Linked DNA regions of Homo sapiens: region 1 is linked to region 2. The links are chromatin loops, found by intact Hi-C in ENCODE. Cell type or tissue: Caco-2. All regions are shown on one strand. Each heading gives the region's core, and the rest is flanking DNA. Links, peaks and the distances in the headings are about the cores only. Region 1 has its middle 17 kb from the start of PLCXD3. Region 2 overlaps PLCXD3 (phosphatidylinositol specific phospholipase C X domain containing 3).

Region 1 (12,431 bases), core at 2,795-10,794, 180 kb before region 2:
CTTGAATGAATGTTAGTCAATAAAATTTCCCTTTTAAAGGATTGCTACTGTGGGACCTGCTTTTGTTTCCCAAAACTGTAAAGACATGCTGAGAATTCAAAGAAAAGTATACTGTACAATAGTTAATAAAATGCTATAAAGTACTAAAGAAGTGCAGTCCCTTGTTTATTAAAAAATGCAGTACACTTTCCTGAAAATTTTACTTAATATCATGTGGGTATTTTTCTTCCTGGAAAATACTTAAATATTTTCATTAGATCCATCATTGACATGATAATAATAATTAAATAAAAATTATAGTTACCCATTGGATATTAAGAGAACAAGAAGATAGGGAAATTTATAATAAAAATAAAACTCAAAAGAATTCAAACTCATCTCATTTGCAATTATAGGACACATTTAAGTCACTAGGTTATTCAGCCTTGGGAGACCAGATGAGCTAATTTATAGGTATTTAATTAAACCTATATGGTGAAGTCTCCATTATAAAACTAGTTAAAAATACAAAAGGAGACCTAAATGAGTGTGGTAAAGCCCATTTTCTCTTAGACCACAAATGGTCCATATCAGATTTCAAAAATTGACATAATATTCAGGTAAAATGTTACTGAGAAATTTCAGTGGTGGGGTACATGAATGGAGAGGGAGAAAATAAAAAATGAAGCAAGAGTCCTTCCTTTTGTTTTATTTGTAGAGGGTTGACGGGGTGTGTTTGTGGTGTGGGAGCATCTCACTCTATGTCTTGCTTTCATTTTTTGGCTTTGCCTGAAAGTAGCATAAGACCCACAACAGGAAATGCCATATTCTTTAAAAGATGCAGACCACTGACAAATCAGTCAGCTCCTCAATTATATTTATCAATGCATGTTTTTTAACTTCTCTCACTTCCCTCACTTTCTACACAAGCACTTTTTTTCTCCAAATGTAAAGGCCATTACATGCCTTTTTCCCCCCTTTCCCTTTAAGAACTGACTCAATTCTGGAGTTCTCCCAAGAATCAGCCTGCATAGGCTACAGAACTCAGGAGATTATGAAAATGTTTGTGCTCTCTCAGTATCAAAGAACAATATTGTTGAGTTTAGAGGGGAGAACTTTTCTGGTAAATAATCTATTTAACTCAAACTTCTTAGAGAAAATAATAGGAATGTAAACGAAGATACTATTTATTTCACGATATTTACTGAGCATTTATGGGCAGAACACAATGTCTGTACAATTGGCTCTTGGCTTCATTCTCCCTGTCTTTACAGAGCAATGTGGAGAGTGCTCATTTTCTAAATTGTCTTGAGTTAAAGCTCTGGTGGCTAACAAAAGTATTAGGGAAACTGCCAGTAGAGTAAACATATTTTTAAAAGAATAATAAAAAGTTTATTTGCTATCAGAAGTATGAAATCCAACCCTATACCTATCTACTACAATACTCAAATCAGAGGTGAAGTGCAAGGAGACACCTCCAGGATTTAATAACCAGTTCTTTAAAAGTAAACTTCTTAGACTGGCATTTAATCAAGTCTCAATAAACATTCCTAGCCTCATATCCTTCTTCCTATGAAAATGAATAATGCTTCTCTGAGAAGAAGACTATGAAAATCAGAGATGCGGTATGCCTTTAGAGAAGAAAATCAGCTCTATTTAATAAGCAACTACTTCAAATTTTGTTTATCCAGGTGCAGTACAGTATATTCCAAAATATATATATTGACTGGGAAAAGTTAACCCCATTGGTTAGATTTATTAGGCCAATGTCAGTTGTCCAAAACCAGATCATGTTTTTTCATAATTCATTCTTTCTAGCATGAAGTCTCAACACTTACTTTTCTGACACTTGAAGTTCAAAAATAAGATGCCATAAGGAATTAAAAAGTCCATATCTAACAGGCACCTTAAGAATGATAGGTATTCAATACATTATCTCATAATAATATTTACTTGGAACATGCAGTAGGTCTAAGCTGCAATATTAAGACTAGCCAAAAGGCACTATTATCTAACACAAGTCATTCTCTACCATAAATTTTATTTAAGCTTATTGTTTTAGTTTATATAAAATGAATAAATTATATACCTCCAAACATATCTAGATAATTAGGAACATTTTTACTTATTATAAAAGTTTTCTAGACAGTATCACTAGTAATTCTCAAAAAACTGAAAAGCTTTGATTGATAAAAAGTGCCAGCCATCATATTTCATAAATGTAGAAAAAAATTATTGTGACTCTTGTTAAAATGATACATAAGATTATTTAAAACTATTGGAATAAAATACTGCACTGGGCTCAACTTTGAATACAGCTACACCAATGAGGATTTATAATCAAGGGATCAGTAGAATAAAAAATCACTAAGAGGTGACATCAAGGGTAGGGGGACTCTTGATAAATAGACTTAGCAGTAATCTAATCCTGACAAGAAGACACCCAATGTCTTCTTTGTCTTTACAATTGAGCTATAACTTTCATACTGTGATATATACAGCTCTTCAAAGTGCAGTTTGATAAGTTTTCACAAATGTATGTTACATTTTAATGATGATATAACTATCACCCAAATCAAGATACAGAACTAAAAACTTATCTCAGAAAAGTTTCTCAACTTTTTACAGTTAATCTTTCTCCAAGGTAATCATTTTTCTGAGTTTTGTGTCTTAAACTTATCTCAGTCCATCTAACTGAAACTTTGTGCCCTTTGACCAACACCCCCTCAGTTCTCCCCAAATCTCAATCTCCTGGTGACCATCATTCTGTTCTTTTCTTCTATGAGTTTGACATTTTTAGATCCCACATATAAGTGACATAATGTGGTATTTTTCTTTCTATGCCTGGCTTGTTTCACTTAACACAATGTCCTCCAGGTTTATTAATGTTGTTTCAAATGACAATATTTTCTTTGTTTTTAAAACTGGATATTATTTCATTGTGTATATGCTATATTTTCTTTATCTGTTCATCCACTGGTGGAGACTTATGTTAACACCATATCTTGGCTATTGTGAATAATGCTGAAATGAACATGGGAGTGCAGTTATCCCTTCAACATACTGATTTCATGTTCTTTGGATATACATCCAGTAGTGGAATTGCTGGATCATGTGGTAATTCTATTTTTAATTTTTTGAGGAAGCTTCATACTGTTTCCATAAAGGCTATACTAATTTACACTCCCACCAACAATGTGCAAGAGTTTCCTTTTGTCCATATCCTTGCCAACAGTTATCTTTTGTCTTTTTGAAAATAGCTCTTCTAATAGGTGTGAGGTGATAGCTTAGTGTTTCAATTTGCATTTATCTGATGATTAATGATGTAGAGCATTCTTTCATATACTTGTTGGCCATTTATGTATCTCTCCTTTTGAGAAATGTCTATTCAGGTCCTTTGCTCATTTTTAAAATCAGGTTATTTGTTTTCTTGCTATTGAGTTGTTTGACTTTCTAAACATATTTTGGATATTAATTGCCTGTCAGATGCATGGCTTACAACTATTTTCTCCCACTCTGTAGTTTGCCTCTTCACATTGTTGTTTCCTTTGCTGTACAGAAGTTTTTTAGTTTGATGCAATCCCATTCTCATGTTTTTGCTTTATTTGTTTGTGCTTTTTGGATCATATAGAAAACAAAATTACTGGTCAGATTGATCTCAAAAAGCTTCTTCTCCTATGCTTTTGTGAACCTAAAATATCTGAGAAAGTCTCAGTCAATTTAGAAAGTTTATTTTGCCAAGGTTAAGGATGTGCCTGTGACACAGCTTAAAGATGCCCTGATGACATGTGCCCAAGGTGGTTTGTATGCAGCTTGGTTTTATACATTTTAGGCAGACATAATACATCAATCAATACAGGTAAGATGTATTGTGTTGATGCAAAAGTAATTGTGGTTTTTGCAATTAAAATTAATTTTACTTGTTCTGTGTAAAATAATGTGACATACCACATTATGTCTCTTATATGTGGGATCTCAACAGACTTAGCAGTAACCTAAGTAATCAAAAGTAATGATAAAATTGCAATTACTTTTGCACCAACCTAATACATTAGTTCAATCTGGAAGAGTGAAACAACTTTGGGGGCACTTCTACGTAATAGGTAGATTTAAACATATTCTGACTGGCAATTGGTTGAGTTATTACCAGTAGAAAGGAATGTCTGGGTTAAGATAAGGGGATGTGAAGACCAAGGTTTTATTATGCAGGTGAAGCTTCCAGGTAGCAGGCTTTAGAGAAAATATATTGTAAATGTTTCTTATCAGACTTAAGGTCTCTGTTGATGCTAATGCTGGAGGGGCATAATAAGGCATGTCTGACCTCAGCTTCCATCATGGCCTGAACCAGTCTTTCAGGTTAAATTTTAGAGTGCACTGGTTGAGGAGGGAGTCCATTCAGATGGTTGCAGGGGGCCCTTTGAATTTTATTTTTGGTTTACACTTTCTTCTAGTAGTTTTAAAGTTTCAGGACTTACATTTAAGTCTTTAATTCATTTTGAGTTAATTTTTTGTGAGATATGAGATAAAAGTCCAATTTTATTCTTCTACAGGTAGATATCCAGTTTTCACATCAGTATTCATTGAAGAGACTTTCCCCATTGTGTGTTCTTGGCATATTTATCAAAGATTAATTACCCATAACATGGATTTATTTCTGGCCTTACATTATGTTCCATTTGTCTATATGTCTGTTTTTAAGCCAGTATCATGCTGTTTTGATTACTATGGCTTTGTAGTATATTTTGAAATCAGATAGTGTAATGCATTTAGCTTTGTTTTCTTGTTCTTTTGTTTTATTTTGCTCAAGACTGCTTTAACTATTCACTTTTATGATGTTTATTGTCAGATTTTACTTGGCTTGTTTCTTTACTTCATTAGTTAATTGCTGCTACATACAAACCTCAAAACTCAATAACTTAAAACAACTCCTTATTTAATTCACAAATAAATGGATCAGCAATTTGGTCTGAATTCGTTTGTGTGGTTCTTGTTTCTTTTGGGCTCACTCAAGTATTTGTGATTAACTGCTAAGTCTGCAGCTCCAGGATGGCCTTGGTTATGACATTTTATCTCTACTTTATATGGTTTCTCATCCTTCTATTATTGGAAAGAGGTCCTGATCCAGACCTCAAGAGAGGGTCTTGGATCTCATGCAAGAAATAATTCAGGATGAGTCTACAGAGTAAAGTGAAAGCAAGTTTATTAAGAAAGTAAAGAAGCAAAACAATGGCTACTCCATAGGCAGAGCAGTGGCATGGTCTGCTCGACTGAGTATACTTATAGTTACTTCTTGATTATATGCTAAACAAGATGTATTAGTCTGTTTTCATGCTGCTGATAAAGACATACCCGAGACTGGGTAATTTATAAAGAAAAAGAGATTTAAGGGACTCACAGTTCCCTATGGCTGGGGAGGCCTCACAATCACTGCAAAAGGCGAAAGGCATGTCTTGAATGGCAGCAGACAAGAGATAATGGGAACAAAGCAAAAGGAGTTTCCATTTATAAAACCATCAGATCTTATGAGACGTATTCACTACCATAAGAACAGTATGGTGTAAACTGCCCTCATGATTCAATTATCTCCCACCTGGTCCCTCCCACAACACATGGGAATTATGGGAGGTTCAATTCAAGATGAGATTTGGGTGGGGACACAGTCAAACCATATCACAAGGGGTGAATAATTCATGAGTTTTCTCAGAAAGGAGTGGGCAGTTCCCAGAACTGAGGGTTCCTCCCTTTTTAGGCCAAATAAAGTAACTTCCTGACATTGCTATGGCATTTGTAAACTGTCATGACACTCGTGGGAGTGTCTTTTAGCATGTGAATGCATTATAGTTAGCATATAATGAGCAGTGAGGACGACCAGAGATCACTTTCATCACCATCTTGGTTTTGGTAGGTTTTGGCTGGCTTCTTTACCGCAAACTGTTTTATCAGCAAGGTCTTTGTGGCCTGTATCTTGAGCCAACCTCTATCTCATCCTGTGACTAAGAATGCCTAACTTCCTGGGAATGCAGCCAAGCAGGTCTCAGTCTTATTTTACCCAGCCCCTATTTAAGATGGAATCACTCTGGTTTGAGTGCCTCTGACACGTCAGCAGACTATTTTGGGACTGCTCACATGGTGCCTGGATATGGTTCAGAGACAGAGTTGGGTATGTGAAGAATCTTGTCTGAGAACTGGGGCACGATTACTCCCACTGCATTCTATTGACAAAAGTCACATTCCAGTCCAGATTGAAGAAGTGGACAATTGGCCACCTCTTGATGGATGGTTAAAAAAAAATTGCAAAACGTGTGGATGTGAAAAAGAGTTATATGGTCATTTTTACTATTATCTTTATATAAAGGGGATAATATGGCATGTGCTCTTTTGTGTCTTCTGGCGTTTTTTTCTGCTAACATAAAATTTTTGAGGGTTATCCATATTGTTAAGTCAGAGTGATTTAAAACAACAGAAATGTATTATCTCATGGTTCTAGGGACTGGAAGTCTGAAATCAAGGTGTTGGCAAGGCCATGCTCTCTCCATCGGCTCTAGGAGAGAATACTTCCTGTCCTCTTCTAGCTTTGGTGTGAAGACTAAACTCTGACCTTTTTTTCTTAATCTTATCTTGCTCAAATTCCTTCTTAAGGGGTTTGGTGAGCACGCCCTACAAACCCTAAAGTCTCATCAGAGGAGTTTTATTTAACCCTGTATAACATGTCCTACTTTCGAACCTGACTTTGGCATAACATCACACAACAAATAAGCAACCCCAAATATATTTTATTGTCTTATCTTGAAATTGGCCTGCAAAGTCGTCTCTTGTGGGAAAAACCTACATTCTGTAGAGAATCCCCTTTTCTCTTTTTTTTTTTCACTTTCCAGATCCAGGAGATAATCAGCTAAGAGCCAGGTGCCCTTTTATGTCTGATAAGAAACATTTTATAACCTATTTTCCCTGAAGTCTACTATGTTAAGGCTTCCTCTGCACAATAAAACTTTGACCTCCACAATCCCTTATCCTAACCCAAACATTTCTTTTCTATTGATCTCAGGCCTTTATATAAACTCAACCAATTGTCAAACAAAAAATGTTGAAATTTACCTTAGCCTGAAAGCCACCTCCTCAAGTTGTCTTGCCTTTTTGAACCAAACCAAAGTACATCTTAAATGTATTTGGTTGATGTTTCATGTCTCCCCAAAATGTATAAAACCCGGCTCTTCCCTAACCACTTTGGGCACACGCTCTTAGGATCTCCTGATGGCTGTGTCACAGGCCATAGTCATTCATATTTAGCTTAGAGTAAATCTCTTCAAATATTTTACAGAGTTTGACTCTTCGTTGACAGGTGTTTGCCAGCAACCTTTGGCATTCTTTGGCTTGCAGGTGTATCATCACTCCAGTCATATGACTTTTCTCCCTGCGTGTCTTCACATCATCTTCACTCTGTGTGTTTCTTTGGACATATTTCCCTTTTAGGACAGCAGTCATATTGGATTAAAGTCTATCCTAATGACCTCGTTTCTACTTGATGACCTCTGTAGTGATCCTATTTCCACATAAAGTGACATTCTGAGTTACCCAGGGTTAGGATTTTAACATATCTTTTTGGAAGGCTATAATTTGACCCATAATGGAGCTACTATAAGTAAAGTTGTTACAAACATACTTGTATAATTCTCTTTGTGGTAATATACTGAATTATTTTGAGATATATACCCTGGAGTGAGTAATAGGTAAAGTGTATGTTTAACTTTATTGGAAGCTACCAAAGAGTTTTAAAGAGGTTGTATCATTTTACACATATATCAGAAATTCATGAGAGTTCCAATGATTCCACTTTCTTGCTAAGAATTGATACTGTTGGGGGCCGGGCCCAGTAGCTCACACCTATAATCCCAGCATTTTGGGAGCCCGAGGTGGCAGATCATGAGGTCAGGAGTTCAAGACCAGCCTGGCCAACATGGTGAAACCCTGTCTCTACTAAAAATACAAAAAATTATCCAGGCGTAGTGGTGGGTGCCTGTAATCCCAGCTCCTGGGGAAGCTGAGGCAGGAGAATCACTTGAAACCAGAAGGTGGAGGTTGCAGTGAGCTGAGATCGCACCACTCCACTCCAGCCTGGGCAACAAGAGCGGAACTCCACCTCAAAACAAACAACAAAAAAAGAATTGATATTGTCGTCTTTTGAATTATTGTCATTCTAGTAGGTATATACTGATATCTCATTTGGCTTTAATTTTCATTTCTATGATGACTAAGAATGATAAATACATTTTCATGTGTTTGTTGGCCATTCGTATATTTTCTTTTGTGATATGTCTGCTCATATCAGACATGGCAGAAGCCCATGCCTAAGAATGGCCTTTTTGGGGGCAAAGATGTTCTTTACTTCTCTACCTTCAAAATGTTATAATTCAGTGCTATGCTTCTATAAAAACTTACCACAAAAATAGTGGCTTAAAATAACAAAAGGAGGAGGTCGGAATTTCAAAACGGGTCTTATGAGACTAAAACCAAGGTATTGGCAGAACTGCATTTCCTCTGAAGGCCCTAGAAGGAAATCTATTTCTCTGCCTTTTCCAGCTTCTAGAGGCTTCCTGCATGTGCATGCCTTGGCTCATGCCCTTTCCTCCATCCCCAAAGCCAGTGGAATGGCACATTTACATCTCCCTCTCATTTTCCCTCCTTCCTTCTTTCCCTCTCTCCCTCCTGCTTCTTTTCGCTTCTGACCTCACATCTCTTTCTCTGACTCTGACTTTCCTGCCTTCCTCTTATAAGGACATTTATAATTCTATCGAGCCCATTCAAATAGTTTAGAATAGTCTCTCCATTTCAAGAGCCTTAACTTATTTAAATCTGCAAAGTCTCTTTTGCCATGTAAGGTAACATTTTCACAGGTTTCAAAGATTCAGATGTGGATACTGTTGGAGGTATCATTATTTTGTCTACCACACCTGCCAGTTACTAGGCTGTTCTTCCTTGGTGACAAATCCACTCTTCCATATCTCTGATCTGAGATAATGGAACTCTGCAAATTATACTTCTGTTTTGCCAGCTGGTTCTTTGTCAGGTTCTGCCAATAGGGGGCACTAAGAGATACTGGAAGGCAGGAAGTGGAAGGAGGGACTTCAATCTTTTTTGTTTAGGTTGATGGTTTTATTGGCATTGCCCTAGCAATTCTTTCTCACTGGCAGCAGCAGAGGGGAAAGATCCCAGCTATTTTTCTAAATTTCCAGAATGGTCACACTTCTAGAATGAGTCTCATCTCCCTAAGAGGTGCCCAAATAAGCTGGGCAATGTCAGTCTTTCAGAGATACTGCTCTTCAGAACCACTGCTCCAAGCATCTGGGTTCTGATAACCTCAAATTGTTGTCTTTGCTTCCTCAGCTCTAGAGATGACAGCAGGTTCTTGCAATGATTACTGTAGTGTTCATTTTTAGGTTTTCTTTTCAGTTCTCCAACATCTATTTAACAGTTTCCTTTTATTGGAATCTCTTGGTTGAAAATATCTAGTGTACTTTTGTTCTCCTGTTACATTTACACTACGATTAGTTATTCAACTCTCCCAATACGTGGAGACAAAACTAAAGAATCATAGCCCAAGAAGAAATAGGTGGTAGTAGCTGTGAGCAAGGAGAAATTTTATCAAGTCTAATTCTTTTTCAGGAAGCATCATGGCATAGAAAGACATGTCTATCTTCCCCAAAAAATCATTTCACAGGGCTACAGGGTCAAATTTTCTTTTTAATGTGGAGCAGCCAAATTCTAAAAGTCACTCATACTGGCTTTGATTATTTTAAAACTGAAAAATTATTTAGAGGAATGCAATACAGGATTATCACAAAGTTTAATCCAGCTAAAGTTAAAACTGTGCTGAAAACTTATTTAGATTGACTAAATTTAATTTAATATTTGTGGATTTTTTGAATATCAGTAATTTCATAGTCCATCTCAGTAAAGATCTTAATACAATTTCACACACACACACACACACACACACACACACACACACACACACACTGTATAGGGGGATGCAAAAGGGAAGAGATTTATAAATCAAATAGCTTTATAGCCTTCAAATAAGCTACAAAAGAAACTGTCCATTTGAATTTCTAGATGCATGCTATAGTGGAACAACACTCAAAATGTATGAACATTTATTACAGATTTGAACATCCTTTGGACTACACTCTTGCCAGTGACAAATGCATTCAACATAAAATAATAATGTTTCAATCATAGAAATGTGCTCTTAATCATATTTAATCCTGCTTTTTATACTCTAACCTTAATTAGTAACCCAGAACCCTTTCTAACCTACACACCCAGTCTTTGAGGAAGTTATTCATCAGATAGGAATAATGTTTGTCTAGGAGTGCACTTATCTTAATGGACTTAATATGATCATTTAAAAAATATTCAGATCCTCCTTCTCCTCTCCTCCTCTCCCCAACTTTCTACCCAACTTCAATTTGACCTATATAACTCTTTCAGGTCTTTGGGACCCTGGGAAGAGGTGATGTAGAGTAAATCTATCAAAAGCCATGGCAATCAAGCACATACACATTAAAACATAACACCTTGGAGGATGGGTGGGAGGAATTGGGGACAGAGCAATTCACACTGAAGGTTACCATATATCTGAAGTTTGGTTAAAATAAACAATGGCATTGTGAAGGGAAAAATGATTCACAAAAGGAAAAGGAAAAACTGAAGTATAGGAGTGTGGGGGCAGGGGAGAAGGGGGGTTATAGAAGGTAAATAACATTATTGTATTCCAATCTGAAGTTTGGTGTCAGTGATAAGTAACCCAAAGAAGTTCTGTTGTGTAGAAGCAGCTGGAGACCCACCACACTCTCTCCCTCCTGCTGCTTCCTGTGTTATTGTCAATTCATCTGCTGTAGCCTCCTTCTCAAACACAGAGCCTGGGAGTCAGTACAGAGCTCTTCTACACCCATAGAAGAGGTTAGTTTACTAATAACTTAATAAGGGCTTACGATGAGATATTTATGCTACTGTTTAATATTTTGACCAATCATAGAAATAGTCTTGGTCTGGATTATTGTGCAATATAAAAGACTTAGGATGTATGCTAGTTAGAAAAGAAAGAAAAAGAGAGAAGGGGGAAAATATTAATTTAGATTCGAAAAAAATAAAGATGAACTAGAGGTACACAAATCTTGTCCTTGAATTTTAAATCATTGAAGAATAATATCAAACATAGATATCTAGATTGGATTGAAGATCAGACAAGGAGCTAAAAATTAACAGCAAAACCCACCTGAAAACGAATTTCAGGTTTATCAATCATACTCATGATTCAAAACCATGGATGAACATCTAACTGGCAACCAGGGTGCTATGCCTGGACTCTTCCACACCCTTACCCCTTAATATCACAAGATAGTGAGCACAGGAGAAATGAAATTATTAGAAAAATATACTAAGAGATTGAAAAAAGACCTATGGTTGTAGAGGGAAAGTTTTGGCATATTTAGTACATTAGCAAAAGAAACATGTAGACCATGGCTACAGTTAACCAAATGAGAAATACATTTTGAGAGAATATCATTGAGACCTTTACATTTCTCAGACTCAATTGCAAGTTCGAGCCTGGAGATGGGGCCATGAGCACTGATAGGTTAATGCATCTTAATCCCCATGTGAGGATATAACAGAATCATATACATAATGCACTGCTCTGGTGCCTACAGCATATATTCAGGACACAGTAATTGTTACCTAATATTATTAGTTGGCCTGGCTTCCATCCTGTAGTTATTTTTTCAAATGGCAGCAAGTATGTGTCACTGAGTATGTCTGATTAATTTCTATTTTAGTTATTATGTCAGATGAAGATATATTTTAATACTATTTTTAAAATATTTAAGTTTATTTTTAATATGTTATTTTTCACCCTCTTTTGGGCTGCCATATGTCCCTGACAAAACAAAAATTACTACCTCAGATTGATTTCTATTAAAATAATATTTACTGCCAAAATATCTAAATGAAGAAGAAGAGAACCTCAGGCTTTACTTATGTAAGCAAAATATCTAAATAATTGAATGAATTACCCCCATTTTAATCTTGGTGTTTTCTTAGAAGTTAGCTGTAGGGAGTATCCATGCAACAGAAGGTTAAGGGAAGAGGGACAAACTAATTAGTGTTATCAAATAAGAGTCTTTAGAGTGAGATTTGGTATCTTGATTTAAATTAGTCAGTGAAATTTTCTGCAATAGTTATATTAGCTAAATAATTTACAAATTTCTATTTTACTTTTTGTTGTAAAGAACGGTCAAAAATGTTCATGATTAATTTCATAGTCATTCCATTTCACCCTTTATCACAATTTCCCTCTAATTATTCTTTCCTCTCCTTGACTTCCTTCTCCAGTCCATTGCTTCCAGCACAGATTATACAGGCTAATCTATATGCTAACATTAAAATAGTTAATA
Region 2 (12,431 bases), core at 1,809-9,808:
CTGATTATGCTGATTCACGTTATATGCTCAGAATACCCTATTGTATTTTTTTAAGCATGATGTAAGAATGATGTAATCTGTACCTAATTACCCAATTATTCCATACCTTGAAGGAGTCTTTCAATGGAATGCATCTATACTCTAAGAAGAAAGAATTCCATGAAAATTCATAGTATACTCTTCCTATGGGAATAGAACCTAATATCCTAAGATTGTTTCCCTTACTCTTAGAGCTTCAGATGGAGAAAAAGGAAAAAGAATGGAGAAACAGGGCAAGTAAAGAAAAAGAATCAGAGAGAAGATGAAGAGTATAGTAGACATGGGGTCAGGTAGTGGGAACTGTAGCAAATAGAACTCTGAGGACCTCTATGCTGTAGATTTAGCTTAAATCAAATATGCCTCATTCGTTTTCAATGAGAAAACAGAGGACGGAATTTAAAAAATGAAACAACTGAGCTATGAAAGAATAGAAGTGGGAGGAGAGCCTAAACTGGGCTTAAAAACGTGAGAGAGGGAGCTGTGTGCATATTATGGTCTCTTGTGATGCAGGAGACAGTGAAAATTTCTGGCACAGGAGGTGTGAGAGAGGTCTTTATCAACTTCACCCATTGCGGAGTCATCCACAGATATTAGCCCAGCTGAGCAAGTAGGGCACCACAGTGAATAGCTGGCTACAATTTTCTGCAACAAAATGTTGCAAAGCACTACCAAAAAAAAAAAAAATCCAATCCTGCATGTTTACTAGGACATTCCAGAACTTTCCTTTGGGAATTTATGGGTACAGCAGTTAGGGAAGTAAGCAGAGTATCCACAGTGCTAAAGGACAAGTAAGGGGCTAGTGCTCTGTAACTACAGGATAATTTAAAGACCTGTGATGCATGCAATTGTGTTGTAATGATCACTGGCTTGCTTAGTGCATTTGTGAGTCTTTAAATCTCCTCAAGTGCGGAGCAAAAAATTCTAGGATTTTGAAGTGTTATTTAAACCTCCAAAGTACAAGAACCTCTGCTTTAAACTCTTGGACCATTTCATGAGGGGAAAGTGTGGAATGCTTTTGTCAGTTCTTCATCTTCAACTCCACATCCTGCATGAAGTGGGATGTGCTCTAGTTGCTTCAGTTTAAAGGAATGTTGATTTCTCAGTGATAATGTCCTTTTAACACAACTTGTGGCAGAATTTAATACAAGGAAAAGTTTAAAGAACTCCATCCCTTTTCCCAATAGGAGCATTTAACCATCTCCAAATTTGAAAGAAGTTATTCTTCTGAAAGTAGCAGTCCTCCATAGGAGCTGTTTGATGATCATGATGAAACTTTTTATCCTGACATAAAATTTTGAACTTCTGATAGCTTCTTTGATCCTAAAGCCATGCTTAGCATCCTAACAACCTCTAATAAGTGCAGCCATCCTTTTAAGAAATAAATCTTGCTTTGGAAACAAAAGACCCAACCTAAGAATAATTTTCTGACCATTTAAACAACTACTAGATAGAGCTAGGGGTCTTCACATTGCATGTGCAGAACTTGTAACACATGGATATGTGGACTCTTTCTAATCCTTTGCACTGTCAGTATCTGTAGATGGATATTGTCAATAAATCATAGAAAAGATGAGTAAATCACATTAAAATCATCCAGAAATTTTGAATCGCAGGTTTTAGATCCAACTACTGGAAAACCAGAGCAAGTACATGGATGTGTGGTTATTATTTGACCTTTTTAGACCCTACTATTTTTCACTTCTTTTGGCAAATTTTCCAGAGCTCAGTCCTGTATTTCCATGCTTTTTCTGAAGGAAATGGCTTATTTTCATTCCCAGGAGGTTTAAAAGTCTTCCTTCTCCTTTGCCAAGCAGTCATGGTATCAGCTGCAGGTCTTGCTCTTCCCCAGTGCCTCTGTACTTAATAAGTCTGCATTACGGAGGCTGCCAAGCACCAAACATATTCAATATCACACCTGGCCCGATGGTCTTGCAATCTAAAACAAACAAACAAACAAACAAACAAACAAAAAAACTCAGTAATTTTCTGTATTTGTAAGTGGTCATCTTATATGATGGTGATGGGATTTCTGTAGGAAAAACATCTATTTTCAAAGTTGGAAGACCTTTATTATTATATTTGCACAAGCTTCCTTGTCTTGTTAATTAACTAGTTAAGCTAGAGTGCTACCTATTGACATTGGAAAATATTACCAGGAATGTTTTTTTCTGGTTTCCCTCACTGATTCAAAATCCTACTCTCATGACATCTGACATTAGATACAAAGACAACAACAACAACAAAAATGACTTTCTGACAAGAATTCTCAGCTGTACCATGATTACTTCTTTTCATCCTCCTACCTTTGCGCAATTACTAACTCATCTATATTTTAAGATAATGGTACATTAGGGTCCATTTAGAACGTCTATTAGATCATAATGTCACACAAGCAATGATGTCCTTGTTTTGAAAATAGCATCCAGAGCAGCTACTCCTCTAACTCATTTAGTAAACGGGGCTAATACTATTAACCTACCTCAAAGTGTGAGAAGCATTTTACAATAAGGAATTCCATGATATGTTAACTAATAACTTGGAAAAAGTATTTGTTTCTCCAAATATCCACTGGAGCTGCCAGAGAACATCTCTAAAAAATCTCCACTGAACTATTTTTACTTAGTGTTTTGGAGAACAATTGCTCACCATCCCAAAGAGTGTAATGCCTATGACAGAGACTGATTCAGCTGCTAACAAGAGAGGTATAGAATAAAAGAGAAAGAGTAAGAAGCCCAGCTAAATTTTATTTTTTATTGCCCAGTTACCTGGTTTTGGATTATATATGTTTTTCCTCTCTCAGTCTTTCCTGCACCTCTTTGGTGATTCTTTGAATAATAGCGCCTCCAGTTGATCTGGTGTTAAGAGTAGGGAAAGACTGAGACAATTATAACTCAGGACAAAGGTGTTAGAGAGAAAATAGTAAAACTGAAGACCAGGGTGAGTTCACATTCATCTTCCATGTCTTCCTTTAATAGCTGCCATAATAAAAAACAACTATAGGTTGGTAACTAGTATCTACAGATGTTGTGCTTGCACAGACACAGCTACACCAAGCTCCCTGCCTTTTTGACTCCAAAATTAAGTGAGAAAGATTGGCAGAGCAATACACTGTTACAATGTAGAATGGTGTCTATAAGGTGTTGAGGTGCTGTGAGATTTCAGAGGAGAGATAAATTACTTTCCTTGGAGTGAGAGATTGCTAAAGATCTATGAATCTGATCTAATAAATGTCCAGAGTAAACCAAATCTACTAAGTGACAAGCCTTGCCATTAGTGAACCAGAAATCATTTTAATAGGTAAAGAATTTTTTTCTAATTTTTTCTAACTTTACTGTGCTGAGGCATCTCTTTGACATTTTAATTTGGAAAATCCTAAAATATCAATTTATTAAAACAAGATACCACGACTTTGAATGGCTAAAATCCAAAACACTGACAATACCAAATGTCCCACCAAATATGGAGCAACAGAAACTCTTATTCATTCCTGTTGGGAATGCAAAATGGAACAGCTATTTTGGAAGTCAGTTTTGCAGTTTTTTACAAAGCTAAACTTAGTCTTACCATATGATCCAGTAATAGCAACCTTAGGTACTTACCAAAATGAATTGCAAACTTATATCCATACAAAAACCTGCACGTGGATGTTGATAACAGCTTTATTCACAATTGCCAAAACTTAGAAGGAACGAAGATGAAGCAAACAAGATGTACTTCGGTAGTTGAATGGATAAACAAACTGTTAAATCTATACAATGGAACATTATTCCGTGATAAAAATAAATGAGCCACAAGAGGGCAGGAAGGAAGCTTAAATGCACATTGATAAGTGAAAAAGACATTCTGAAAAGACGGCATAGCATGTAAGTTCAACCATATGACATTCTGTAAAAGGCAAGTTTATAGAGATAGTTGGAGAGTGGTGATGGTTGTATAATACAACAATGTGAATGTACCTAATCCCTCTGAACTTTACACTTACAAATATTTAAAATGGTAAATTTTATATGTTAAATTAATAAATATATTAATATATATTTTACCACAACATACACATTCAAAATTATAGAGACAGTAAAGGCGAAAGATCAGTTGTAAGGTTTTGGTTTAGGGGAGGGTGGGTGAACAGGTAGACAGCACAGAGCATTTCTAGTGCAGTGAAACTGTGGTACTGTAATGGTAGATAGAGGACATCATGCATTTGTCAAAACCCATAGAACTGTGCAACACAGAGTGAACCCTAATGTAAACTCTAAACTTCAGTTAATAATACTATATTACAACTAGTTTATCAATTCTAACAAATATACTCCACTAATGCAAGATGTTAATAATAGGAGAAACTAGCTAGGTGTTGGTGAGTAAGGGTTGTATATGAGCACTCTCTGTACTTTCTGGGTAAGTTTTCTGTAAACTAGAAACTGCTCTAGGCTGGGCATGGTGGCTCACGCCTGTAATCCCAGCACTTCGGGAGGCCGAGGCGGGCGGATCACCTGAGGTCAGGAGTTCGAGACCAGCCACGCCAACATGGTGAAACCTCCTCTCTGCTAAAAATACAAAAAATTAGCCAGGCGTGGTGGTGGGTGCCTGTAGTCCCAGCTACTTGGGAGGCTGAGGCAGGAGAATCACTTGAACCCAGTAGGTGGAGATTGCAGTGAGCCAAGATAGTGCCACTGCACTCCAGCCCAGGCGACAGAGTGAGACTCCGTCTCAAAAAGAAAAAATAAAAAAAAGAAAAGAAAAAAGAAAAAAAGAAAAGAAACTGCTCTAATAAATATTCATTTGGATAAAGGCAAATAAGTATGTAGCAAAAATTAAATATGGAGTTAACCATGAGTTAAATGAGTTAAAGTTGGGATCTGTAAAGTTAGAGGCTTTAGTGACCTGAATGTGTGTGTGTGTGTGTGTGTGTGTGTGTGTGTGTGTACACATATGTATGTATAAATTTGGAGTAAAGGATGAAACATGGTAAATAATTGGACACTTACCAAGATATTTGACTGTTTGCATAAGCTATTTTTTTCTATTCACTACTAGCCTGAGCTGAATGACAGGCTGTGTTCAGAAAACAATGTTATCTTATGAATATTCTCATTCTCTAGGCTTTCTTATCATCATATTGCTATTCCAGTTATTGCCTTAGTGCATCAGAGTAGATAACGTTAGATAAACCAGACCCAGAATAATATGAAGAAGGATAACCTCTGGACAGGATTTTAGCATAATGGGTTCCAATTTCATCTTTGCCACTGAGTGAAAACAAGCAGGGGCAAGCCACTCACCCTCTCTCATGATTTGTTTCCACATCTATCCAATAAGAGGGTTAGACTAGATCTCTGAATTCCATTTTTGCTCTCAAGTTATTTTGTCTTGTCTGGTTAGATTTAGCCAAAGACATCATTTGGAAAAATCTCAAGGAAAGCCCAAGTCTGCAGAGATCATATTATTTGGACACAAATCTAATGTTGCCTTGCTTCATCAATTACTATTTGGACTTTTGGAAAGAAAATACTCAAATCAATATCCTGACTATTTTGACTGTGTCCAAGTCTCCCTATTATATGCTGTAATAGAATCATTTTGTTTATAGAACCAGTTTGTAATTATGCTTTTATTTTTGTGATTACTTGCTAACATCTGCACACACCCACCTACCTCTAGATTATGAGTTGTATGAAGGAAGGGAATGATTTGATTTTATTCACCATTAACTCCTCAGTGCTTAGTGCCCAGAGTAGGTGGGCAATACATATATATTGAATGAATGATTCTTTATATTAGTTTAATGAAACATAAATATAATTTTTAATTATATGAAGTAAAAGAGAATTTAGATTTTTTGATACATGGCTTGCTCTGAATTAGGATATTTTTTTCTAAATGGTTGTAGGTTTGAAATAAAAATTTTCCAACAGGAACTTAATATTGTAATTTTTAGTAATTCATATAATTTCTTGTCCATAAATGATCTTCTGTTAACTGATGTCAGTCATAGATATCAGCCGCATTTTTATATTTCTTATCTAAAACAATTTCTAGGCAAACAAATGAATTAAAATTATAAGAGCAAAATAATGGGAACTGTTATGAATATAAAACTTATAACAAAAATAACTTTCCTTAAGTGACAAATGAAAATGGATTTCTCATTCTAGATTCAAATATTTCTTTAATTGACGAGTTGATCATTTGGATTTCAGATTTTCATTTTGCTGTGGAAAATAACTGAAAAATGTGAAAAGTTCTACCTTTTATTTGAATAAGAGCTGAATAAATCTGAAACCTTAATTATTGAGTCTACTCTTTCTAAAAATAAGTCGCATTTCTGGATGGATGACTTGGCACTTAATCTTCTGGCCAAATATGTCAACAAAATATTGGACAAACTATCTTTTGTCTTCTTCTATTCTGTGTTCATGGAGTGATTCTAAATGCTAGCTTAATGCCTGCTCTTTATGACCAATGTATTATTCATGTTTTAGAAGTCCATCTGAAATCGTTCCTTTAAAACATGCCCATTAATTCAGAACATCAATTTAGAAAGATTACTTTTTCAGTTCAAGATAATGTTTTATGGTTAATGGAGAATCATAGATGCCATTTAAAAGTTAGAGCAAATACAAGAACGTAAGAAAAAAAAGCAATACAGTTGTTACTTATTTGAAGTTGAAATGGAAGCCTGAGGTGTGAAGAATTTTCTTATCAGACAAACAAATCATCCAATTGTGCTTAAGCAAGTAAATAACACAATTCATGAAAATGTTGGCCTTGTGTATAGCAAACATAATGCTTGGGCTTTAGGAAAAAAATGTTTTAATATGACTGTGACTTGACATTAAACCACGTTTTCATTAAGATCAGAAAAAATGTCAGAATTCTCCTCTAGCTGAAGATATTCTCTGTTTTCTTCAGGTTTAAGTATATTGGATTTTCATTGTAACTACAAACGTTCTCAGTCTAGACACTGTTATGATTTTAAATTATTTCAATCCAAAGTTCAAGATGTAGACACAAACTAAGTTTGTGATTTTAGTAGTAGTACCTGTGAAACCACCTGTTGGGGTTAGAAATTTTGACTGACTTCAGAACTGAATAGACCATTTATTTTAGCCAAAATAAGTCACTTACTTTGCATATAAGCAAACAATTTTCCTTTTGCCTACTAGTAATTCATTTTCAATATATTCACCAAATATATGGATGATTTCTTTGCCTTTGGATTGATTTTTTTTCTGTTTATGTAAAAGAGATTTTTGAAGCAAAACAACTAGTTTTCAAGTAAACATAAAAACTTCAGATTGCATACAAAGGTTATTCCACTTGAAGGAAAAAATCATAATTTTAATATCTTTCATTCAATTTTCTATTATAATTATGGTGAATAAAGTGGTCCTCATGTACTCATTTACTTAGAAGCCCAAAATGGGTAAGGAGCCAGAACAGGAAAAGGTGGAGCTACCTAGGTTTAGCTCTAAGGATCCTATGCTTGTGCGAAGTTGCAGCAAGTTTGATAGCACAGTTTTGTTGATGATAATGAGTTAATTATCACTAAACTTTTACATTTTTCTAATGAAAAGAAAATCTGTACCCACTGCATTCAAACAATTAGATTTTTGAAGCTGCTGATTTGTTAGTTTTGAGAACTGTAGACTTCTAGGACCCATCCATTATTCTTGCTTTTGTCTAGAAATCATCCTTCTTAGATACAAGGCCTATCCCCACCACAAAAAAGGAGGCATCATTGTTTATATTTTTCAAATTGTGAAGCAAGCATTTTCAGCTTATTAAAATAGCTAAGTATGTTATAAATTCTTATAGTTTTTAACTTTTGGAATGAATTAGCTCCTCCTTTTCTACTAATATTTTATGCTGCATTTGGAGATTTTGCTTCTGTTTTGAAATTTCTCCTACAAAAGTTCTATTGACTCAATATATTGATATACTAAACCTAGATAAAGAATGAGATAGTGAAGTGGTAATAAAATACCCACATTAAATTTACAAAGCTTTCTGTACATTTTATTTCAGTTTTGGAAGGTACTCAGCTGCACAATTTTGTATGTCCAAGAAGATATCATTTGTGAACCTTCATTTTAATCATCAAACTGCCTTTTGGCCTCAACTGCTTTGAGGCCCACACTTTCTCTTCCATTATTAACAAGTTTGGGAAACAGAGTCAATAAAATCTAATTATTGACAGATGGTGAAATCAGTACTATTTCCTGAATATATATTCAGGTTTTCTAGATTAAACTAGAAAGTTTAGTCTCTCCTTTCACATACTTTTCTAGGCTCGCTCTTCAACACCTAAAACAGCACCTCTGTTGCCTAACACAGTGCCTGGCAGGCAGTAACCATTTGGCATAACTGGATTGAACAAAAACTATTACATCATTAGAGGGATTCCAAAGTAGGATACTCTGAGCTGATAATATCTTGATCAATTAAAGGATATATGGATACCCTATAGGCCACAGTATCCTCAAAATCACATCTGCATACTCCTGTGCTCATTTCCAAAAGTAACAAATCCTTTCCCAGTTACCCATATTTATCCCTAAATAGAAAGATGAGTAGGCAGGAGCTCACTAGATCACAGCCGTATGATCCAGTCTCATTTTCTACAACTATTGGAACAAAGCCTTCTTGTAGATGGTGGAAATTTCTTACTGTGGACTCATATCTTGAGAGGTAAAGCATGGCTAAGAATGTGCTCCTTTGTAATCCAGGTGAGTTGTTTGGCACCTAAGCAGTATGATGGCATCACAATTTATAAGCTATGGGTACACAATAACTAGATGACAACTTTCATTTTAGATTCAAGTTATTTGAGATTAGCAACACGGGGAGATTCCAAGAGATGTAAAAATAAGTGATAAGAACTTTTTTTTTTCTACCATGGCCTTGCCTATTTATCCACCACCCACCCTTTATGGCCTTTTATAAGGTAGAGGAATGATTCATAGCTACAAGAGGTAATATTGCAAACAGGTAAACCTTATAAACCCAATGGTAACCCAATCCATTTACAAGTGAAAAGTTCAGCTGAGGAACAGGACTATTTCCAATTTACATAATCCAAAATCATTAATTTATTTGGAACAACTTAAATTTGTAGGGCACTTTGAAATTTGCATGGCACTTTGAAATTTGCATGAGTATTCATAGTCGTGATTATATCTAAGCTTCCTAGTAATCATGAGGTAGAATGATGTATTTTCATGCTGCATGTTGCACAGAAAGGATCAGCGATTTGTAGACGTGATTTAGGTGGAGTCACAGTCTTGGTTTCAAGAATGACTTCGCAGAGTCAGCTAGGAAGCTGTCCACTCTGGACATTAGCATGGCAGTGTAGACATGCGATATTGATGGTGCTCTCTTCCATACATACTCCATTAGTGATACAGCCCAGTTTAGACTCAAGTATTTGTAATTCTTCAGTCAACTATATATGGTATTATTTGGTTTTTCACTGAATTCCACTAGATATACTGGTTTAATGTAGCTAAGAAAATAAATCAACATTATAAACTTTTGTCATTAGAAATAGAGCAACTTTCAAAACTGGTAAGTATTTTGTCAGCAACATTTTTTACATTTATTTAGAATACCTTACTTTGGTGGGATATTAACAAATATTTGTACTTTTTTAATACCAAAACTTTTTCATCTCCTAAAATGTAACTCAATGCCAGGAGTAAGACCTATTATAAAATACATTCTATTATTAGTAGCTAAAAGGTCACACAATTAAAAATATTTTCAAATAACTTCCACTTAATGACTTCCAGTGGGACATGAGTTCCCAATAAAATTAGCAACAAAATTCTTTAGGTTCTTTCCTGCCGACTGCAACTTTAAGTTAGAAAGTATTTATTCATTCTTTCACTTGAAAATAGCACTATCCCTCTAAACAGTTCTGCCTGAGAGACTTTAACTGCTTTGGAGAAGACTCTTTCCTTGCCTTGGCCTGTCCCTGGGGTCAGTGTTGGTAAAGGTGATGAGCAACGGATGCACGCAGTCATCAGAGACCATGGCCATCTCTAGTGTCATTGTCTAGCTCACCACCAACTCCCCTTGCTGGGTGTCTTCCAAATTTGAACCCCAGCTGTGGAAAGAAAAATTTCCAGTGTGGAGTGGTGAAGAATAATGGGATTTTTCAAATGGTTCTTCTGGTCTAGGGCAGAGAAACTGAGAACGCATGGCATTCCATTTATTTTTACAACTTTTAGTTAATTGATGAAACTAATATATTTTGTTGCCTCTAGGATAATTTTGATATTTCAGTACATTAGCTATTTAATTAGTCATTTCACAGTATCATGTTACCTGTTTTTAGGGACACTACGTGCAGTGAGTTGCAAAATTCAGTGTAGAAAAATGCTCTGATAAAAAGAGACTGGTGAATGCTGGTTACCTCATTCCCTGAATAAAACTGCTCCTGATTATCTAAAAGAGGCACTGCTGAGAGAAGGACCCAGGAGAGCAGCATCTATACAAAGGCATGCAGTTAATGCAATTGTAGGTGTGAATCTATATAACTTTAGAGGTTAACTGAGATTCCAGAAACACATACACAAACAGAGAGCCATTTATCTGAATTTTCAACACCTCGCCATGTTTCTGACTGAAGGCTCCTCTGGCCCTCTCTATGGCGAGTGTCTTTCCTTTTGTTCCATCTAGAATAAATCCTGTAAGTAACTTTTAAAGACCTATCCCTGCAAATCTCCCTTGAAATAACCCAGCACTGGATATGATCTATTATGAGGAAGCATTTTAATTCATCTTTTTAAGGTCATTTTTATAGCATTATAGATTAATATGAAGGAAGATTTAAGATAAAAAGTATAGCAAGGGTTCTTTTAGGATGACATTTTCAAATGCTTCCCTAGAATACAACCATACCAAGTTGTTAATAATGCTTCTCTTCCATATGACATATTCTATGATGTCTATTAGAATCAATAGCTAGTGAATCAATGACTTACTTAAAGCTAAAGTGAGCACAAGCCCTGAGGAAGGGCAACACTACTGTCATTTTGTCACCCTGGAAACCCTGCTTCTGTATTTGATAAGTACAGACTCAGTCAGTCAGGCAGATAATTTACATGACCAACTATTCACATACGTCAGTGATTCCAATTTTTGAAAAAAAAAAATAGTATGATTTCTCTGTATCCATTGACATATTCACTCTAAAGCCAGCCAGAAGAGACTTACTCAGATGGCTATTATCCCCTGGCAGCACCATTGATACTACCAGCTGGAGCTACCTCCTAGAATATCCAAATTTTCGTGTTTCTCCTCTGCTCCCATTCCTTAGTTTCTGACCACTATCTACCCTTGGATCACTCTTGAGGACTTTTCTTGCAGTTCTGGTGGGATCTCAGCTCCTGCATGCTTTATATCTTCTTTGGAAGCAGAGAGGAGATTCTCTGAGCTAAAGAGGGAGAAGAATATATATGCTAGCAAACTACTGTTGACTCTTCCAGAGATAGAGCAGCTTCCTCCCTACCCCTTCCTCTAATACTGCCTAATACCTGCCACTCACTGCAGAAGAAGCCATGAAGGAATTCCAGGAAAAAGATGATCATGAAATTACTGGGAAACATTAACGAAAAAATAGCCAAAATAATCTTTGGCCATAATAAAAGAACCAGAATGAGGGCGGAAATACTCTGTTACACTTCACACCCAAGTGAGAACATTGCATTATTTTCCGGTTACCCCTTTTAGAGGAAGTATAGACAAAGTGGAGCACACAGAAAAGAGTGACAAAGACAATAAGAGGGCTCCAAGCTGAAAAATCTAAGGAAAGTAAATGGGGGTATTTAAGAAGAATAAGGGAAGATACAGATGGTGTGGTTATGTGAATATCAATTATTTTCAAATATTTAAAGGAATATCACGTTGAAGAGGAATAGACTTGTTTTACATTAACCTAAGTAGATCTAGTGGGTGGTCAGAAAGAAACTTGTAATAGTAGGAGGGAGGCTATGAGAATTCCAAGCCCCTAAAACATATGTTAGAGTTGAGCCCCTGGAAAAGGATGCTCAAGTTGAGCCCCTTGAAAAGAAACTGCAATATTTTCAACAGTGTTCTGTAGAACACCAAGTCCACTAGATGTCATTGGTGATTTGTGTGTGTGTGCACATGCATGCACGCATGTTAGTAGGGGCGGTAGTAGCAGGGCTATTCTCAGGTCAAATAAATTTGTTTCCCAACTTAAAAAAAGGGAAATAAATCCTTAACTTCAGGACATTTCAATGTTCTTAATATGATAATGGTCTCCATATGCTATTATGTGTATTGTGAACATCAAAGAGGCTTCAACATTCCCTACACTTATGTGGCCAAGAAAACCTTTTGTTTTAGGCACATCTTTAATCTCT

The links. Peaks named below come from ENCODE experiments on the same cell type or tissue, not always from the same donor. Only the 100,000 strongest peaks of a DNase experiment are listed, where the experiment ranks them.
Region 1: it touches region 2 in a loop (5-fold over the local background); 5 of 110 quality-filtered maps call a loop at or near these places.

Annotation. Positions count from the first base shown.
Region 1 is chr5:41,520,991-41,533,421 of GRCh38, reverse strand. No RefSeq gene overlaps it. Among named protein-coding and RNA genes, the nearest start is that of PLCXD3, 17 kb to the right of the region's middle. In Caco-2, for the core only: no CTCF peak of the experiment used is centred there; DNase peaks (open chromatin) are centred at 6,071, 6,571 and 7,291.
Region 2 is chr5:41,338,218-41,350,648 of GRCh38, reverse strand. All of the region lies in intron 2 of PLCXD3 (phosphatidylinositol specific phospholipase C X domain containing 3), which reads left to right. Among named protein-coding and RNA genes, the nearest start is that of C6, 130 kb to the right of the region's middle. In Caco-2, for the core only: no CTCF peak of the experiment used is centred there; no DNase peak of the experiment used is centred there.